Linked DNA regions of Homo sapiens: region 2 is linked to region 1. A link is an interaction called in ENCODE POLR2A ChIA-PET data of the cell type or tissue named here. Cell type or tissue: Panc1. All regions are shown on one strand.

Evidence for each region. Peaks named below come from ENCODE experiments on the same cell type or tissue, not always from the same donor. Only the 100,000 strongest peaks of a DNase experiment are listed, where the experiment ranks them.
Region 2: POLR2A ChIA-PET joins it to region 1 with 7 read pairs; 6 of 35 experiments call an interaction of 5 or more read pairs at or near these places.

What each region holds. Positions count from the first base shown.
Region 1 is chr1:235,832,987-235,836,986 of GRCh38, forward strand. It overlaps LYST (lysosomal trafficking regulator), which reads right to left. Exons shown (of 53, transcript NM_000081.4): 2 at 592-681. Among named protein-coding and RNA genes, the nearest start is that of MIR1537, 18 kb to the right of the region's middle. In Panc1, a CTCF peak has its summit at 2,387; a DNase peak (open chromatin) is centred at 2,499; H3K4me3 peaks cover 1,166 bases; H3K27ac peaks cover 3,177 bases.
Region 2 is chr1:235,892,843-235,896,842 of GRCh38, forward strand. LOC105373215 (a long non-coding RNA gene) reads left to right here. Exons shown (of 5, transcript XR_002958490.2): 2 at 99-388. Among named protein-coding and RNA genes, the nearest start is that of LYST, 28 kb to the left of the region's middle. In Panc1, no CTCF peak of the experiment used is centred here; no DNase peak of the experiment used is centred here; H3K27ac peaks cover 1,325 bases.

The sequences.
Region 1 (4,000 bases):
TTATTATTTTGTTTTGAATTTCCCAGATATAATACTCTATAATCTACAAATAACAAAAATTCTGAATTATCTTATCCAATATTCATACAATTTCCATTATTCTATCTAATTGTATCAGTTTGCACTAACAGAACAACATCAGTTGTGGTGATGGGGACACTTTTGCTTTGTATATTAGGAAGTATTCACCTCTTCCTAACAGAAATATTGAATTTAATTGAATGACTTTCAGTCATTTTTAATGTCAACTGAAGAGATGATTGCACGGTATTTTCTTTAAATTTTTTCTAATATTTAAAGTACCCAGAAACAAAGAATATATAACATGAGGTTATAGCCAACAACCAGATATAAATAGTATACTGTATATATCCTTTTGTAACTTTGCTTTTTCCTCTTAATGTTATGTTCATTCCATTAAACCATCATGCAATATACCATTGTATGAATAAACCACAAACTATACATCCATCTCTACTAAGAAAAGTTTAGCTGTTTTAACTTTGGGGTTTAACGAATGTCAGATAATTATGTAGTTTCAAGCCTTCAAAATCATGTTGATGGTTAATATTTATTACATTATATACTTACCAGTCTTTCACCACTGCTGTGACATTTACAGTCTATATCATTTGGACTCATAAACTAGATGAAACAAATATTCTTAGAACAAAGCTTCACCTACAAAAAAAAAGACATATTAATCACAATAGTAAACCACAAATAATTTTAACAAAGTTGTGACATAATCAGTGGCCAGTCTTCATACATGATGTATGAAACCACCAATGAAATTTTTAGATCTTAGGAGCACACTAAAAAAATGCCTACTTCAAGAATTCCTCTTGAGAGGGAATCTTGGAACATAGTGATCTGAAAAAGCAACTCAATAATAGCTCTCTACTTTTCCTCTTCCAGTTCTTAACTTAAAACCTCCAGGTAAATCACAAGTTAACTGCAAAGGAGAATTAGACCAGTCTTCTTAACACTAGAATCTAGGAGGCAGCGGAATATCTAAATACTATCACGACAAAAAGGTTTTCAACTCAGAGTTCCTAGGTACAGCCATTACTTTCCTGTTAGGATGAAAGGTATTTGAGGATACATAAGAACTTAGACAATACCAAAGCCAAACATTAATTTATTAATCACCATCAAATTTCATATCTTTATTGAAGTTTTTAAATGAATTAATCTTTTGAGTAGAATATAATGAAGGTTATTTCTAGAAGACTAAAGGATAAATTTCTATTTCTGGGATAGCAACAGGATATTTCTCTTTAGTTACCTGCTCTCCCCTTCTCTACAGTGCTTACCAGGAAGAAGCATGAAGAATGTTTCCTTATCATAGTTATGCGGCAAACATGAAGATATTTTGAATTATAAGTTTTAAAATCAGATTGATTTTTAAAATTATTTTTATTTAAAAAAAAATGAGATGGGGTCTTGCTGTGTTGCCCAGGCTAGTCTTGGACTCCTGAGCTCAAGTGATCTGCCCACCTCGGCCTCCCAAAGTACTGGGATTACAGGCGTGAGCCACTGTACCTGGCCCAGGAGTGATCTTTAATTACTTCAAAATGCTCAAATCTGGAAAACTGTCTTAAGTTTCTTTCAGCTTGCCAACCAGTTCTTGTACCACACATTATTCTAGGCACTTGAAGATAAACCAGGCAGAAAACAGCTGTGTTAGACAATGCAGGGCTTTGTGTGAATTAGGAAAAAACATCCCTTCCTGATGGGTGCAGCTCCACACAGCAGGGCACACAGCTATCAAAGCACAGGGTATATTTCAGTCTCACCCCCTCATTCCTCTGGCAGAGCACCAGAAAGCAGTATATCAACGGCTCAACCAAGTGGAACAGCCCTGGAATAGAGTCCTAACACACCTTCCATACCTGTTCCTGCTGCCTCCTGAGCTAATCAATATCATGCAAATTTTTTTTTTTTGAGAGGAGTTTCACCCTTTCGCCCAGGCTTGAGTGCAGTGGCGCGATCTCGGGTCACTGCAACAACCTCTGCCGCCTGGGTTCAAGTGATTTTCCTGCCTCAGCCTCCCGAGTAGCCGGGATTACAGGCGCCCACCATTATGCCTGGCTAATTTTTGTATTTTTAATGGGGGGGGGTTTCGCCACATTGGCCAGGCTGGTCTCAAACTCCTGACTTCAGGTGATCCACCCGCCTCGGCCTCCCAAAGTGCTAGGATTACAAATGTGAGCCACCGTGCCCAGCCCATAGAGATATTTTTAACTTTAAAATTATGGAAGGGGAAAAAATAAAATAAAATTATGGAAGGGAAATTATGGATCAAACTGTAAGCCTAAAGATGGTATTATATTAGCTGCTCTGACTACTACCACCCTCCAGCTTGGACTACCACAAGGTAGAGCCATCTATCTTGCAATGCTAAGATGATTCCAGCTAACTCAGCGTGGCCGTAAGAAGTGAAAGCTGGCAGCTGGTCAGCTAGATCCGTCTGTTTCTCTTATCGAGGGACATTTTCTAGGCCAAGCTGAGGGATTTCTCTAATGCTCTTAAACTGGCATGGCTTCTTTATCTCTGTAGTTTACAAAGCCTCACTTGAATATCTATGCAGTTTCATTTTATCCAAGATCATAATTCTAACCACCAGCACAGTCACATGTGTCCTCCTTGAGTCTGCCAGCACTCTTTATACACACCTGTATTCTAATTTTTATCATCCTGTATCATTCTAGGTGTCCAGAACATCTGGAAGTATAGATACATTTTTAATAATGATGCCCTTAGCCCATTATATATTTGCCTCTGTTTCCAAACTACATAGACACACCCTGTAGTTACTTATCTATGACTGTTTCACCCTCTAGGTCACAAGTTACTTAAGGCCAGGGACCCTGTCTTATTACTTTTTACCTTTCATAGCTATAATGCCCAATTTTAAATCTAACTTTATCACTATAATTTCAATTTCTAATACAACAATTGTTATAATGTCATAACAAAGAAAACTTGCCCCAACGATATTCGTAGAATTTTTATATCCTTAGCATTTACCGTAAATGAAAAACATAGTAACAAATGCCTATAATCATATAAATGACCTCCTCAGAAAAATAATGTTTCACTTTTTCCTCATATAGTGACTGGTAAAATGTAAAATATGAACAAGCAAAAACAAAACATACATACACAAACACTGATTTAATGTATTAGCTACCTCTCATTTTATGTCATCAGAAGTTTCATCAATATGCCATTTAATTCAACAAATGTTATTGAACATTTACTGTATGTGAGCTACTAATTTATGCACTGAGTTTAGAGCAGAATCAAAATCCTTACCATCATGTATTATAGTGAGGTGGAGACAGATGAAAAGCAAACATACACTATAATGTCAGGTCATGTTAATTCGATGAAAAAGTAAAACAAAGTAAGGGTATAGAGTGACAGGAATGCTGTTTCAGATAGGATGGACAAGGAAGGTCTGAAGCAGTAATATTTGAGCAAAAACTTGAATGGAATAAGTAAATGGACCATGTGGGTATCTGGGAAACGTGCGTTCCAAGCCACTGAGATAAATGTATGCTGGATGTACGGGATATTGAGTGCAAGAGGACAAGAGGTAAAAAATAATTGCAAAGAAAAAGTGAGAAAAGTCAACCCATTCTTCCTTCTCAGGAACTAAAGTAAGCATGGAAAGAGGAAATAGAAGTGTTCCCCTGAAACCATTTCTCCCCAAGAATGCAAGTCCCTCCCAATGCCCACCCAAAAAAGACTATAAGGTTTTTTAGCCTGTGTGAAGAATAGTACTGTTTACTGATAGGTAAGACTGACATAAGAACAGTTGTGAGGGAAAATAACGTTCAGTTTTAGCTATGTTAGGTGTGATAGGTTTCTTAGAAATTAAGTAATCAAGTAGGCAGCTGAAGATCAAAACAGGCAGGGAAGCTGGAACTAGTGAATCAATTTGGGAATCATCAGGATATCATCAATAAATTTTTAAAGCCATGGAACTAGA
Region 2 (4,000 bases), 60 kb after region 1:
ACAAGGGAAGAGAAGACACTAGGGCCTGGCCAAGGTCTCTGGGAAAATAAATAGGCCTATCTGTTGTCCTTTGACCTGCACATACTGTTCTTTTGCAGGGAAAACAGACCCTGTATTTTTGGGATTCCTGAAAGGTGACCAGGTGAGAGCAAAGCCCAACTTCCTGGGGAAAAGCTCTCAGCGCAGTGAATGCTACATTCGGAGGTAGGAAGGCTCTGGATGTGAGTCTTCATGTTTGTTTTTTGTTTTTTGTTTTTTTTTCTCTAAAATTACCAAAAAAGAGGAATATCCACAGAAGCAGAAGTAGGAATGGGGAAGGAGGGGACAAGTTTAGACCAAGCTCTTCTGTGACCTCACTTCTGCTTTTGAAGTCCCACAGCTCTATAAGGTAAGGTTACTTGTGTTATTAGCGCTTAAGTCAATATTGGAGGTGATAAGTTCTTGTTTTCTCAGCTAATTTACCTAATTTCTTCCGAAATTCCTATGAAGTATACTGGATTGTGAAATTAGTTCCTGCAGAGACACCTGAATCATGTCTCAAAGAAGGATCATTATCTTAGGGTACAATATCATGATTTTATAACATAAAACTAAGTCATGCAGCCCTACTGTCTTGGGAAAAAAAAAAACATTTCACAGTTTTAATAACAATTAGGATTATCATTGTTTATGTTTCCAAGTAGAAACAAAGTTTCTCATTTTACGTAGTTATGTGCGCTCCAAAGAGTCACGGACTGGGAGGCTGAAGACCTGAATTTTGCTCCAGTTCCGCCGTAACCATCTATTTGATAGTGGGCCTCAATTTCCTCATCTGTGAATGAGAAGTGACACTCCTTTATTGCTAAGAGGCTGCAATCATTGATATTCATTAAGCTGGAGAGGAAAGTGGGCATATGCAAATGTAAAATCCACATGATATGTAAGCATATACTACATAGGCAATGTAATCATGAAGGCATTATGATTAATAGTATTAAATGAGAAATGTTGATATCATAGCATTAGCAGAAGAAATTCTCTCTGGAGATAATTAATATTGAAGCTGGATGAATATTTATGGGATATTTGCCTTCCCAATTTTTCGCAATGATTTTCAGGAAAGAAGTTTAGACAACTTTCCCTGGTAACTTTGTCTCAATGTCTAAATGGCCTAATGGTGAGCGAAACATTCCTTTCATTTAAGCCACTGCTACCTTTGCTCTTAATTCAATGGGGTGGGGCAGAAAGGGCATGGATTTAGATAAGAGGCAGTCCTGGCTTGGCCACCTACTAGCTTTGTGCAAGGCAAATTACCCTTTCAATCCCAGGCCCCTTTTCTATTAAATGAGGATAATAATAATGCCTAGAGCTAGTTTAGATGAAAAATGCTTCATCAGGTGACAAAATGCTTATGATTATCACAGATTCTGCAGTGTTGTATTTATAAAAGACAAGGTGTGACCATTCTAAGATTTTAATCAATTGATTAACTTAATCCAATTAAATGCAGCTACATGGAAGAATCAATCACATAAACGTGTATATATATATATATATATATATATATATTTTTTTTTTTTTTTTTTTTTTTTTGAGACGGAGCTTTGCTCTTGTTGCCCAGGCTGGAGTGCAATGGTGTGATCTCAGCTCCATGCAACCTCTGCCTCCCTGGTTCAAGCGATTCTCCTGCCTCAGCCTCCCGAGTAGCTGGGATTACAGGCATGTGCCACCACGCCCGGCTAATTTTGTATTTTTAGTAGAGACAGGGTTTCTCCATGTCAGTCAGTCTGGTCTCGAACTCCTGACCTCAGGTGATCCGCCCGCCTCGGCCTCCCAAACTGCTGGGATTACAGGCATGAGCCACTGTGCCCAGCCAACATAATCGTTTTTTAAAAATTATATTTATATATACATATACATGTAGATATACACACCACACACACACACACACACACACACACACACACACACACACGTATATTTTTTAACTTTTTTTTTTTTTGAGGCAGAGTTTCGCTCTTATTGCCCAAGCTGGAGTGCAATGGCACCATCTTGGCTCACTGCAACCTCTGCCTCCCGGGTTCAAGCGATTCTCCTGCCTCAGCCTTCAGAGTAGCTGGGTCTACAGGCATGCACCACCACACCCGGCTAATTTTTGTATTTTTAGTGGAGACAGGGTTTCACCATGTTGGTCAGGCTGGTCTTGAACTCCTGACCTCAGGTGATCCACCCACCTCAGCCTCCCAAAGTGCTGGGACTACAGTATGAGCCACCATGCCGGCCTATATTTTAACTTTTATTCTAGGTTCAGGGGCTCAGGTGCAGATTTGCTATATAGGTAAATTACGAGCCACGGAGGTTTGGTATACAGATTATTTCGTCACTCAGGTAATAAACATCGTACTAAATAGGTAGTTTTTTTATCTTCACACCTCTCCCATCTTCCACCCTCAAGTAGGCCCCGTGTTTGTTGCTCCCTTCTTTGTGTCCATGTGCACTCAATGTACATAAACATAATCTGGAGTGAAAGAAGCCAGACATAGCAAAGTAGGTTCGGTCTGATTTTATGAAGAGAGCTTCTAAGAGTCTGGTCATGTTCTATTTCTTGATCAATGTGTTGTTCATGATTGTGTTCAGTTTGTAATCATTCATCAGATTGTGAACATAAGATGTGTGCTATTTTCTATGTATGTATGTTATACTTCAATAAAAAGTTAACATTTTTGTGTTTGAGATGATGGATATGCTGATACTGTGATCTGATCATTATATATTATAAATATCAAAACATCACTATATACCTCATGACTATGTACAATTATTATTTATTAATTTAAAAATGTGAACTTCTTTTGATTTAGAAACATTAGACACAACAGATTTTTAAAAAACAGCAACAGGCCAGGTGCGGTGGCTCACACCTGTAATCCCAGCACTTTGAGAGGCCGAGATGGGCGGATCACAAGGTCAGGAGATCGAGACCATCCTGGCTAACATGGTGAAACCCCATCTCTACTAAAAATACAAAAAAAATTAGCCGGACGTGGTGGCGGGCGCCTGTAGTCCCAGCTACTTGGGAGGCTGAGGCAGGAGAATTGCTTGAACCCAGGAGGCAGAGCTTGCAGTGAGCCGAGATCGCACCACTGCACTCCAGGCTGGGCGACAGAGCAAGACTCTATCTCAAAAAATAAATAAATAAAATAAAATAAAATAAATAAAAAAATAAAAAAAAACAGCAACAACAAAATCTCCACATATGCCAATATCTGGAAATAACTCCTCTTAATATTTTGGCATAGACTCTTCCAGAATTTTTTCTATATGTATAAACATACATTTTACAAAATGGGATCATACCGTGCATCTTTGAGTAACCCCATTTTCTCACTATTTCACTCTTACAAATACTGACAAACAAGACTTTTTCAAACATCTTGGCTCAGTAGATCATTTATTTATTTATTTTTAGGATTCCTAAAACTGGACATGGTGGCTGTAGGAGGATGCGCCTCTTTCAGTCATTGGATTTCCCCTGGAAAGACAGAATGAATTCACATTCTCACCTGCAGTGGGTGAGAAGTCCCTTTTCCCCCACTTCCTTGCCAAAAATGGATATTATCATTCCTTTTCATCTTTGCCAGTCTGGAAGTTATGTGCAACTGAACACAAGAATTACAGAAGAGGCCGGGCGTGGTGGCTCACGCCTGTAATCCCAACACTTTGGGAGGCTGAGGCGGGCAGATCACTTGAGGCCAGGAGTTTGAAACCAGCCTTGGCAACATGATGAAAACCTGTCTCTACCAAAACACACACACACACACACACACTAGCCAGATATTGTGACACACACCTGTGGTCCCAGCTACTCGGGAGACTGAAGTGGGAGGATCACTTGAGCCCAGGAGGTTGAGGCTGTAGTGAGCTGTGATTGCACCTCTGCATTCCAGCCTGAGCAACAGAATGAGACCCTGTCAAAAAAAAAAAAAAAAAAAAAAAAAGGAGGCAGCTGGGATTTAAGAAC